Regions from separate parts of the Homo sapiens genome. Here region 2 is linked to region 1. The links are chromatin contacts, found by Hi-C or POLR2A ChIA-PET in ENCODE. All regions are on one chromosome and are shown on one strand. Each heading gives the region's core, a stretch centred on a gene start or an enhancer-like site at or near the end of the contact. The rest is flanking DNA. Distances are from core to core; before and after follow the strand shown. Region 1 holds the start of ARID1A (AT-rich interaction domain 1A). Region 2 holds the start of YTHDF2 (YTH N6-methyladenosine RNA binding protein F2).

Region 1 (5,833 bases), core at 3,334-5,833:
TTTTTTGTATTTTCAGTAGAAACGGGGTTTCACCGTGTTAGCAAGGATGGTCTCGATCTCCTGACCTCGTGATCTGCCTGCCTCGGCCTCCCAAAGTGCTGGGATTACAGGCGTGCGCCACCACGCGCGGCTCAAGCTTTAAGTAGGTTTTTCATACAGTATTTTTTGTATTAGTTGGTGAATACAAATCTTCAATGAGCTCAGCAGAAATAAGAAATCCAAATTTCCTGATCTGCCCAGTGGTTTTATGAAACCCCAGTCCCGTTTTTTTGTTTTTTGTTTTTTTAAAAAATATTAGTAGTAGCTTTACTCAGTCTTTTCCACAAAAATAAGCTCACTGGTCAGCAAGCTCACCAGTGAGACTGGTGAGTGAGGCTGTACTTAGAAGAATATGAAAGCCTTGGTATCTTTTTCCTCATATTAGACTGGCCCTGGGTGTTATTTTTGTTTGAAACCTGCCACAAGCCAGACCAGCCTGGACTTTTACTTATTTTATTTTTTATTTCAGTTTTGGTGGAGGTGGTGGTGAGGGTAATTTTTAATTTATATTGAGACAAAATAAGCTGGCTGACTTATGCCTGAGGCTCTTTTTTTCACAGCTACTTTGGGGAAAAAAAGTCTCATTCAGAAATTAACATTTCTCAAAATGTGTTCCTTATTCTGAAATATAAATGACCCCAAATTGCTTAAGAGTTTGAGATGAGTGGGGAAAAGATCTAGAAAAGCATTTATTGTGTGCCAACCAAGTTTGAGGCCTCCTGGTTTGCTCCTTTGGGATTCTAGATCCTTGGCAGTCACAGTTTTACCGCGAAGAGCTGTTGAATGCCATTCCGAGTTCATTCCATTTTTCTCCGTGTGTGCATCCAGTTCGTATTTTACAGCTCCCGTATGGGAGCCGGTAACATAATGAATTGCCTTGACTCTCGCTTCAATCCACTTTCCTCGCTTAATATGCAGCCCAAAGTTTTGCAGCTCGCTGTCAGATGGTAGTGCTAGACTTTCACACCGATCCCAAAGCCTCCGCTGGGGCTGTTTCTTAACACGGAGTTACAAACTTTAAGAACAGACAGCTCCAGACGGAAATCCACGCCAGGCTTTGAACTCTGCTTCTGGCTTCCGTCAACTGACATAGTTGCCCTTTTGCTCAAACTCGCAGCTCCAGTTCGCACTCGAGAGAGCTCTGCTGGGTGTCTGCTGCTGTTCCGCGGCGGGAACGTGTGGGGGCAACAACCTGGCGCTCCAGCGATTCTCCACGCCTTAGTTAGGAATCTAAGCAAACCCTCGCTAGGGTCCCTGGGCTTAAGACGACTTCTCCCACAAGGATTGGGTGGAGGAAGGAGCCGAGCCCGATCTTCTGTTTGTTTGTTGAGTTTTGTATTTCAGACATTTAGGGGAAGCAAATTGCGAGAAAGGAAGGGCTGTCTTCCCTGCAAACGTTTCCCTCTCCTAGCAAACCCTCCAGGCCTCGGTTCCACATTTTGCAGTTGACTCTCTGGATTTTAATAGGTTGTTCCCTTGTCCTCGGGCCCAATCCATGCACGCTGTGCAGCCGGATAAAATGGGAGCACATCCTCTGCCATTTTCAGCCGGTTTGTCCTGGCAGCCCTGCCCCCTTCCTTGGCTGCTCTGCCGCTGGAGTTAATACGCCCAGAAACTCCGCCTGATCCTCCAGGCCTCAAATCCAGTCCGCGTTTGCTAAGTGCCGTGCGGTCGGGGACGGCGATAAGAACTCTCCTGTGAGGGAGAGCTAGCGAGACTTTAGTCCGGTTTCCATGTCAACGATTCAGTCCATATTTGCCATCAGGCTGTTGGCCGAGGTGCTTTCGCGAGGGTAGCGCTGTCCTAGTCCTAGTTCTCCAATCTGCGCCGGGATTCCTGAGCTGCCTGGGTGTGGGGTTAAAAGGCAGGGGCCGTGGGGGAAAAAACTCCACCGAAGGGAGGACCCACTGCCCCCAGCCGGGGTCTCGCTGCTCGGGCCAGCCACGTGCCCAGCTCCTCCCCTCCCCCGCTTTCCCGTTGCCACTGCCCCTAGGGAAAGCTGATGGGCCAGTTTCTAAAAAAGTTCCCTCAGCCCAACATTTCCTGGGATCGTGGTGTGGGGCTCTAAAAGTAAAAGTGGAAGAGAACCCTAGTGAATTAAAAAAAAAAAAAAGTAGAGAAATTCCACATTATCTCCTCCAACCCAGGTGGATAGATTTTTGTGCACTTTACCTTATTGCTAGAGAAAAATGGTGACTGTTTTCAAAACAGCTTGCCCACGTGTAGGGAAGGAGATTTTTGGCGCTTTCCATATTTCACAGCCATTGAAGAAAGGGGATGAGGGCTTTCTTTGGAGAGAAATCCATTCTAGCTTCCAGATTTTCACTGGGCTCCAGGTTTCCCATTACACCCCAGCTCTAAGGAAAATGGCAGAGTAATGGCATGTAAAAAAATCCTCATTTGTGTGCAGGACTCAGGACTGTTTGCCAGCTCAGGGGCAGTTGATTAAATAGCCAAGCTCTATTTATGAGGCAGCCTATAATTTGGTTTCTAGGACCTAATGCACCGGGGAGAGTTGTTGCCCCTGAGGACTGTGAGTGAAAAGAGGGCACTGGCCCATACCAGTCAGTCGGATCTTCTTGGTAGGCTGGTTTGGTTCTTGGCTTGAGGCCGGGGGAGGGGAGAAGAATAAAACTGTGGGATTTTTTTTTTTTTTAAATCTCATCACTCTTAGATTAACAGGAAGGTTTTGCCTTTCTGGTGTAGGATGCAGTAAGTTTTCTTGGGGAGAGAAATGAGTTCAGGCTTTGGAATTATTCATAGTGACCAGGGACATTGCCAGCACTCCCGGGTCCTGCATAATCTAAGATAATGCTCCTGTGGCCATGAAGTCTCCCTTTACAAAATCTGAGGGGGAAAAGAGATCCTGGTGTCTAGGAACACTGGCCTGGGCCTTTCCCAAGGCAGCCTTGGGTCTGGTGAGGAGCTGGAATCCCCTCTGGCTTTTGTAGCCTGTCATATCAGAACATTCCAAGTCAGCCTGAGGAAGAAAAGGCTGCTGCTGGGATTTGGTGGGGCCTGTAGATCAGGAGAACACTGGAGCTTTCTGTGTATGTCGATCTTTTCAGATAAACCTGGCCTTCTACCCAACTCCAGCTCAATCGGGGTCTCTTAGAATGTAATGGTAAACTTTAAACAATCTTTACGCTACAGGATAGAAAACAAATCTGACAAGCATCCATTTTCTAAGTGACTTGTTGGACTGTGCCTTTTCTTCAAGGAGAAAATGGTTTCCATTTTCTGCATCTCTCTTCTGTAATGGTTTGAACACTCAGGTTCCTGCAGTCCCTGGAGCCTCTTCTGTGGGTTTTCAGTATTAGAAGGTACTGTCTTTGGAGACTGGGGCTACTTGTCATGGTAGGCTAAGTTTTCTTAAGAGGGAGTGAGAAACGGTGTTTAGGTTTTCCTGCTGGGTAACTGTTCTATGCTCCTAAAGCAACTTCAGTGGCCTCCATTTTAAGTTAGTGGTGAGATGATCAGTTTTGACTTCAAATCCATTTTGATATTCTGATCCCATTGTTGAATGTGCTCACAACTTGATTTTTTTTTTTTTAAAGGCAAGTAGACCGAAGGCAGCTTTGGTGACTCCACTTCTTTTTAAAGTCACCCTCCTCTGCCCTCTGACTTTAAGTGACAGGCAGTTCCCTCCCCTCTCTTTCAATTCTGTAAAATGGGGATAATCCGGACCTCATGCCCCCAGAGCCTTGTAAGGACCGGCTAATGAGGGCAGGCGAGTGGGAAACGAATCGTCTGAACAATGATCAGTCATTCTTTCGGGCTTGCAAAGAGGGTAAAAAAGGTTGGGTCTTTAGCGGGGTCCGTAGAAGGCTTTGAAGACGAAAAGTGCTGTAGAGGTGCTAAGCAGCAGCCAACGGACCGGGCCCGCTGCCAGGGGGTCAGGGCTGGGCCGAGGCGGCCGCGGTCTCAGGCTCTGGCCAATTTTGCAGCCGCGGGTAAAGTTCACGCTGCCCGCTCCCCTCGGTACGGCCGGGAGGGGACAGACCTGGATAGGGACGCCGGGAGGGAGGCGGCGCAGGCTCCAGAGATGCGCGGGCTCCGGGCCGGGTTTTCTCCGAAGCCTTCGGCGGCGGCGCTGCCTAGCGAAAGCGGCTGAGGGCCTGCCGCCGCCGCGGCTTGTTCTCTCCCCTCCTCCTTTGTGAAGGGAAGGGAGCGAGTCCGTTCCACGGCCTGCGCCCGCTCCGCTCTCCACTCCGGGTTTGCCAGGCGGCCGCGACGGCGCTGGGTAAAATGGCAGTGCTGAGCCTCGTGTCGGAGTGAGGGGGACTCGGAGGAGAGTGGGGCGCTCTAGCCGCTCAGTCCGGCCGACCGCTTGCTCGCCCGCCCGCTGCCGCGCAGCAGCCTCGACCCAAGCCGCAGCTGGCGAGGGGAGGCAGGGCGCCGGGCTCGGCCCGCGCTCTGACTCTGGCTCCCGGCGCCCCGGCTGCTGCCGCGCGCCCTCCAGCCCGCCCGTCCCGGGTCCCCCTCCCCCCGCTCCCTCCCTCCCTCCCCGCCCCCTCCCCCTCGCCTCCCTCCCTCCCTCCCTCCTCCTTTCTCCGGCAGCAGAAAGCGGAGAGTCACAGCGGGGCCAGGCCCTGGGGAGCGGAGCCTCCACCGCCCCCCTCATTCCCAGGCAAGGGCTTGGGGGGAATGAGCCGGGAGAGCCGGGTCCCGAGCCTACAGAGCCGGGAGCAGCTGAGCCGCCGGCGCCTCGGCCGCCGCCGCCGCCTCCTCCTCCTCCGCCGCCGCCAGCCCGGAGCCTGAGCCGGCGGGGCGGGGGGGAGAGGAGCGAGCGCAGCGCAGCAGCGGAGCCCCGCGAGGCCCGCCCGGGCGGGTGGGGAGGGCAGCCCGGGGGACTGGGCCCCGGGGCGGGGTGGGAGGGGGGGAGAAGACGAAGACAGGGCCGGGTCTCTCCGCGGACGAGACAGCGGGGATCATGGCCGCGCAGGTCGCCCCCGCCGCCGCCAGCAGCCTGGGCAACCCGCCGCCGCCGCCGCCCTCGGAGCTGAAGAAAGCCGAGCAGCAGCAGCGGGAGGAGGCGGGGGGCGAGGCGGCGGCGGCGGCAGCGGCCGAGCGCGGGGAAATGAAGGCAGCCGCCGGGCAGGAAAGCGAGGGCCCCGCCGTGGGGCCGCCGCAGCCGCTGGGAAAGGAGCTGCAGGACGGGGCCGAGAGCAATGGGGGTGGCGGCGGCGGCGGAGCCGGCAGCGGCGGCGGGCCCGGCGCGGAGCCGGACCTGAAGAACTCGAACGGGAACGCGGGCCCTAGGCCCGCCCTGAACAATAACCTCACGGAGCCGCCCGGCGGCGGCGGTGGCGGCAGCAGCGATGGGGTGGGGGCGCCTCCTCACTCAGCCGCGGCCGCCTTGCCGCCCCCAGCCTACGGCTTCGGGCAACCCTACGGCCGGAGCCCGTCTGCCGTCGCCGCCGCCGCGGCCGCCGTCTTCCACCAACAACATGGCGGACAACAAAGCCCTGGCCTGGCAGCGCTGCAGAGCGGCGGCGGCGGGGGCCTGGAGCCCTACGCGGGGCCCCAGCAGAACTCTCACGACCACGGCTTCCCCAACCACCAGTACAACTCCTACTACCCCAACCGCAGCGCCTACCCCCCGCCCGCCCCGGCCTACGCGCTGAGCTCCCCGAGAGGTGGCACTCCGGGCTCCGGCGCGGCGGCGGCTGCCGGCTCCAAGCCGCCTCCCTCCTCCAGCGCCTCCGCCTCCTCGTCGTCTTCGTCCTTCGCTCAGCAGCGCTTCGGGGCCATGGGGGGAGGCGGCCCCTCCGCGGCCGGCGGGGGAACTCCC
Region 2 (6,623 bases), core at 3,064-5,563, 2.0 Mb after region 1:
GACGGAAGGCTCCCTATATTGCCCAGGCTGGTCTCAAACTACTGGCTTCAAATGATCCTCCCACCTTGGCCTCCCAGTGTTGGGATTAGGGGTGTGGGCCACTGTACCTGGACACAATTTTGTCCACTTCTCGCTGTCTTCACTGCCACTACATTAGAGCCTGCCACTATTATTATTATTATTTTTTGGCCTGAACTTACTGCAACACTCTTCTAACTCCTAAATTACTCTCTTCTCCTTAAATCTACTTCCCACACTGCAACCAGAGTAAACTTCTTAAAATGTAAACCAGAGCCTGCTCTGCTCCTATTAACCCTTTATTATTATTATTATTTGTTAATTTATTATTATTTTTTTGAGACGGAGTCTTGCTCTGTTGCCCAGGCTGGAGTGCAGTGGCACGATCTTGGCTCCGCCTCCCGGGCTCAAGTGATTCTCCTGCCTCAGCCTCCCAAGTAGCTGGGATTACAGGTGCCTGCCACCACACCTGGCTAATTTTTTGTATTTTTAGTAGAGACGGGGTTTCACTGTGTTAGTCAGGATGGTCTCGATCTCCTGACCTCGTGATCCACCCGCCTTGGCCTCCCAAAGTGCTGGGATTACCAGCGTGAGCCACCGCGCCTGGCCTATTTTTATTTTTTTCTGAGACAGAGTCTCACTGTGTTCCCCAGGCTGGAGTGTGGTGGTGGGATCTTGGCTCACTGCAACCTCAGCCTCCCAAATTCAAGCAATCCTCCTGCCTCAGCCTCCCGAGTAGCTGAGACTACAGGCGCATGCCACCATACCTGACTTATTTTTCTCCTTTATGCCCAGTTCCTCGGTATTATCTAGTGCCACCCTCTCTCTCATGGTGCACCATCATGTTGGCCTCCTTCAGTTCCTCACCAGTGCCAAGTTCCTTCCTTGTTCAGGGCCCTTGCACATGTTGTTTTCTTTTCTTTTTTTTTTTTTTGAGAGAGGAAGTATCGCTGTTGTCCCCCAGGCTGGAGTGCAATGGCGCGATCTCTGCTCACTGCAACCTCTGCCTCCTGGGTTCAAGTGATTCTCCTGCCTCAGCGTCCCGAGTAGCTGGGATTACAGGTGCCTGCCACCACGCCCAGCTAATTTTTTTGTATTTTTAGTAGAGACGGGGTTTCACCGTGTTGTCCAGGCTGGCCTCGAACTCCTGACCTCAGGTGATCCGCCCGCTTCGGCCTCCCGCAGTGCTGGGATTACAGGCGTGATCCACCGTGCCTGGCCAGCACATGTTGTTCTTTTGTTTCCCTTCTCTCCTTGCCTGGCCTGTTTCTCCTCATCCTTTATGTTTTAGCTGAAGCTCATCTCCTCAGGGAAACCTTCCCTAGCTCCTCTGAGGAGGTTATACCTGTCTGTACTTCCTCATTGCACTTTCCACAACTGTAATTGAACAACTATTTGAATAGCTATTTTCATAGTCTCAGTTTCCCTGGCTAGTCTGCTTCAAGGAGAAATGAACTTTCTCCCCAGCACACTGCCTGGCCCTCAATAAATATTTGTTGAAAGAGAGACTGAATGCTTCATTTACCCAGCGGCAGAGCTGAACCTAGAATCTAAACATTTCCAGTACAGTATTATTTTCTTCAAACCATGAAATGACACCACATATTCCAACTTCCCCTCTCTCTTTCCAGTGATTAAATATTATCAGTCTTCTGGGTTCTGTTTCTTCAGGGGCCTGTTAAAAGCCATCATGGTAAACGAATCCAGGTTTAGAGATTACCCTTTTCCTAAGGATAATTTGCATTTTAACTGGGAACTTCTGGCAAACAGAAAGTCATCCCAAAGGAACTAATAAAAACTCCTGGCACCATTCTTTCTTGGAGGGAAAGAATTTTTACTTAAATCGCTTAATGGGATTATAGGAAATGAACTTACACTGTGCCACACATGCTTTAATGTCAGCTTTTAAAAAAATTTTAATTTTACTTATTTTATTTACTTTTTTGAGACAGAGTCTCGCTTTATCACCCAGGCTGGAGTACAATTGCGCGATCTCGGCTCACTGCAAGCTCCGCCTCCTGTGGTCAAGTGATTCTCCTGCCTCAGCCTCCCGAGTAGCTGGGATTCCAGGGGCCCACCACCACGCTCAAGCTAATTTTTGTATTTTTAGTACCGACGTGGTTTCACCGTGTTGGGCAGGCTAGTCTTGAATTCCTGACCTCGGGTGATCTGCCCTCCTCGGCCTCCCAAAATACTGGGATTACAGGCGTGAGCCACCGCACCCGGCTTTTTTTTTTTTTTTTAAAGTTTATCTTCACGACAAACCTGTTGGGTAGGTATCATTATCCATCATCCCCTTTATCAAATGAGGGAATCTAAGAAAGGTTTTAGTTGTTTACCCAGTATTGCACATCTGGGTGGGGAAACCATTATTTAGACCCTTTGTCTCCCAGCATATGACTTCTCGTCTAATGCTGTTTTTACAATGCCATGTTGCCTCCAAGGGTAAGTATAGGCAACCGCTTACAGTTTATACATAAATCTGGGCCATGGAGCTAAGTGGCTGATTATTATTATTTGTTATTTATTTATTTATTTATTTTGAGACGAGTCTCGCTCTGTTGCCCAGGCTGGAGTGTAATGGCGTGATCTCGGCTCACTGCAACCTCTGCCTCCCGGGTTCAAGCGATTCTCCTGCCTCAGCCTCCGATTAGCTGGGACTACAGGTGCATGGCACCATGCCCAGCTAATTTTTGTATTTTTAGTAGAGTCGAGATTTCACCATGTTGGCCAGGATGGTCTCGATCTTCTGACCTCATGATCCGGCCCGCCTTGGCCTCCCAAAGTGCTGGGATTACAAACATGAGCCACCGCGCCCGCCGTAGCCGAGTATCTTTAAAAAGAAGTATTACTAGGTTTATTCTATTCCCTTGATGGAATCTATGCTCCCAGACTTGACATTTTACTGTCTCCATTAAAAGTCCTTCACCTTTGGTGCCTGACCTTACTCATTCCTACCATAAATGTGATTATGGGCAGAGAAAAAAAGTGCTTTGAGCACTTTGACCAAATTATGATGTTAAATCCAAGATGCCATGTTATTTATTTTACCGAGTCCACCCAAGCCTCCTATATCCAGCGTGTGGATAGTACGAGGTTGACAATTAGTGCATTAGTTACCTGTTTACCACGACGTACTTGCAATAACAAAAGCTATTAGATGGGCTTTCCTAGTATCAAATATTCCTGCATGAGTTGGCTTTGCTTCTGATTGAAAATACTTTTGCCCATCCTTTGCATCTCCCCTATATTCTGGTTCCCTAATACAGAGTCTCGTAGGGGTAGAGAGATACCATTATGTTAGTGTCAGATACACCTGGCTATTTAATAGTTTTGTAAACTTGGGCACATTACTTAAGCTTTCTGTTTTTCCAGTCGTAAAAAACCGAAAGACTGATAGCGATTTTGAAGTTGTCGAAAGACTTTAATGTGTTTGAAAATACCTAACAACAAAGCCTGGCCCACAGCTGGTATTTCAATAATGTTAATTTCCTTGCTTCCCTCTTGAGGTCCTTAAGATTCATAGGTTCTCCGGACTCCTTGAAAGTTTTGTGTAGATGCATGAGGTGTATTTTTCTTGGAAATAAAGTCCACAATTTAACAGATTATCTTGGGGCCAGCGATTTCCCCGAAAATAAATTGTAGATTCTCCTTCCTGCAATGCTAAGGGGTGAATCTCTTTTGCGGGAGACTGGATTCTTTCGGTGTGTGTTTTGCTCTCTGGGTACTCTTTCTGTAGTCGGCTAACAGAGGATGACCAAGCCCCTCGCGGGGGCGGGGGCGGGTCACTCCCGGACAGGGCCCCCATGAAGTTTCCCTGGGGACTGTGTGACTCCCTAGGGGTCGGGTTACCTCCCAGATGGGGGTGGGGTATCACTTGCAGCTGGAAGGCAGGTTCATTTTAAGGTCTCGCGGGCTTCGGAGGCCCCTCCCTCACTGAGAAACCGGCTTTTGTCGTTCTTCTGAAGCCAGAGCTAGTCTTTCCAGGTGTTAGTCGAAACCTCGTGGTGCGACCCTGGTCGTCCCAAACCCCCTAGGCCTTAATCCTGGGGCGGTGGGGGCGGGGAGGCCGTGAGCACGGCTTCCGCTCCTCCAATCCGCCAGAGGGCGCAGCGGCCGGCCTCTCCCTTCCCGGGGTTCTTCGCGCCGGGCCCCTTCCGCGTGGGTGAGTGAATGTGAGAGTCAGCGCTCGCGCCGCGCGCGCCGCCCGCCTCCGCTGTTCGGCGCTCTGCTTTAGGCGGTGGGGGGCGGGCGCGCGCGTAAAAGCATAGAGACGGGCATTGAGCTCTTGGGCTAGAGCGTCGCCGAGTCGGAGCCGGAGCCTGAGCCGCGCGCTGTGTCTCCGCTGCGTCCGCCGAGGCCCCCGAGTGTCAGGGACAAAAGCCTCCGCCTGCTCCCGCAGACGGGGCTCATCTGCCGCCGCCGCCGCGCTGAGGAGAGTTCGCCGCCGTCGCCGCCCGTGAGGATCTGAGAGCCATGTCGGCCAGCAGCCTCTTGGAGCAGGTACAGGCCCGGCCCGCATGCCTCGGCCATTGTGTGAGGCGAGAAGGAGCCCGACTAGGCCCGGGCCCGCCGCTCCTGGGCAGGCCGAGCCGAGCCGAGGCGTCGTCTCTTGCGGGCCAGGTTTCGGGCCTCTCAGGCCGGCCGCGCCCGGCGCCTCTCCCTCAGCCTGTTCTTCCCGCTTCTCCTCGGGCCTCGGAGCCCACGGGCCGGGCCGCGCCGCGTTCCCTTCTCTCGGCGGGCCTCGTTTTCCTTCCTTGTTTCCTTCCCCTTCCTTAAAGCCCTGGGTTCCTCGCGTCGCCGGTGGCGCGTCTGCCGCGTTTTCTCCCCTGCCCCACGGGCCTGGCGCTTTCCCCCGCCTCCCATTTTCAGCCTCTTCCTCACTACCATTCCTGACGCCTCCCCTCGGGCCTGCTCCTTTATTCTCCCTTCGGGCCCTGCCTTAATTTGTTCTTCCTTTTCCATTTCTCCTTTGGACAACTTGCTGCTCGGCGACGTTTCCTTCCCCTGCAGAGACCAAAAGGTCAAGGAAACAAAGGTAAGTCCCGCTCCGCCGGTGGCCCTGAGCCGGGAGGGGGACGCGGGGCGGTGGGGGCGGGGTCTCCGGGAAGCGCCCCGGGCGGAGGACCTTTCGGAAGCCGCTTAGTTCGCAGGTGCCGCACACTTAAGTATTTTGACCCTTTCGGTGTGTTCTTGCAGCTGGCGAACAGCTTTTTCGCTAACAAGGAGTAATTCATTAAGGGTGGGGGTGGATTGGGTTTTGAAACGCTCCAGGTCCTTAGTTTCCTGTAGGTCTTAGAAGGCCTTTGTTTTTCATCCTCGTGGATCACTCTCTGGAAGTACTCTCATGTGATGGGGGAGGGGAAGCGGGAGGGAATGGAAATCCAGAGGAGCCAATAAAATGACCTTTTTAGATCAACTTGCTCTGGGTGGAGGGGGACATTTTCACTGGCGACTGTCGCTTCAGCATTCACTGTCATCTCTTACCCTTTTGAAGTTCAATCTTACGTGCTTTGTTAACTAGTAAGGTTTTTCTCTGGTTAGCATATATGAACTAATTTGAAAGGAAGATTGTAGGATTGGGACACTCCTAATTGAATTTTTTTTTCTTTAGTACAAAATGGATCTGTACATCAAAAGGATGGATTAAACGATGATGATTTTGAACCTTACTTGAGTCCACAGGCAAGGCCCGTGAGTAGTTAACTATTTACATATCTAATCGAAGGGTGTGGTATATTCTTTCTCCGCCTTCTACCAATAAATCCCATTTTCTGAGGATTCATTTTTTTTTCTTTTTTCTGTTTTCTGTTTTTTTGAGACTGAGTCTCGCTCTGACGCCCAGGCTGGGGTGTAGTGGCGCAATTTCGGCTCGCTCCAACTTCCGCCTCTCGGGTTCAAGCGAATCTCCTGTCTCAGCCTCCCGAGTAGGTGGGATTACACGTGTGCACCACCGCACACAGCTAGTTTTTCTATTTTTTTAGTAGAGACGGGGTTTCATGTTGGCCGGGCTGGTCTTGAACTCCTCAGGTGATTCACCCGCCTTGGCCTCCCAAAGTGCTGGGATTACAGGCGTGAGCCACCACGCCTAGCCGAGGATTCACTTTCTTAATACCTGTATTTTTTCTCTGCCCTCTATCAGGAAATCCCATGTTCTGAGGGTTCACCTCCTTAATACCTATTAATGTATTATAAAACAGTTAACTGCAAATGTCCTAGGCCGTTGAGATTCCCATCTCTGTAATATCAGCAACCATACTGTATTGAGAACGTAATACTGATAACACTCTACTGGCAGTAACATGTGCATGAATAATTGTCTTCTTCCTTACCAAGAATGTAGCAGTGCAGAATTTAGGGATTCTTACAGTGTTAAATATTCTGAATTTTCACCCCAGAGAACTTTGGATTCATATGATAGGGAAAGTTCTAATGTAAAATCACCTGAAGGCGGGAAGATCTCTTGAGCCCAGAAGTTTGAAGCTGCAGTGAGCTATCTACGATCATACCTGTGAAAAGCCACTGCGCTCCAGCCTTGGTGACAGAACAAGATCTGGTCTCTAAAAAATAGTCACCTGAACTTCATTCAGTGCTGCAGGACTGGC

What was found. A loop is a pair of places that touch in the nucleus more often than their neighbours do. ChIA-PET counts read pairs that join two places held with the same protein, here RNA polymerase II (POLR2A). Pooled maps may share reads with other maps.
Region 2: a pooled map shows a loop between it and region 1 (4-fold over the local background). The contact joins the promoter of YTHDF2 here to the promoter of ARID1A in region 1. A Hi-C loop is called at or near these places in 2 of 50 pooled maps. POLR2A ChIA-PET finds 5 or more read pairs at or near these places in 2 of 52 experiments (K562 and activated CD4-positive, alpha-beta T cell).

Annotation. Positions count from the first base shown.
Region 1 is chr1:26,691,432-26,697,264 of GRCh38, forward strand. It overlaps ARID1A (AT-rich interaction domain 1A), which reads left to right and starts at 4,584. Exons shown (of 20, transcript NM_006015.6): 1 at 4,584-5,833. The coding sequence starts at 4,973. LOC124900417 (translation initiation factor IF-2-like) reads right to left here and starts at 4,974. Exons shown (of 2, transcript XM_047439473.1): 1 at 4,786-4,974; 2 at 477-4,534. The coding sequence starts at 4,974. The coding sequence ends at 3,848. LOC101928728 (a long non-coding RNA gene) reads right to left here and starts at 2,700. Exons shown (of 1, transcript NR_135804.1): 1 at 479-2,700. RefSeq lists enhancers at 1,254-1,768, 1,485-1,584, 3,417-4,353, 4,354-5,289 and silencers at 4,268-4,597, 4,688-4,847, 5,218-5,547, 5,598-5,833.
Region 2 is chr1:28,732,627-28,739,249 of GRCh38, forward strand. It overlaps YTHDF2 (YTH N6-methyladenosine RNA binding protein F2), which reads left to right and starts at 4,314. Exons shown (of 5, transcript NM_016258.3): 1 at 4,314-4,521; 2 at 5,032-5,056; 3 at 5,633-5,712. The coding sequence starts at 4,495. RefSeq lists enhancers at 2,231-3,130, 3,661-3,710, 4,030-4,928, 4,811-4,920.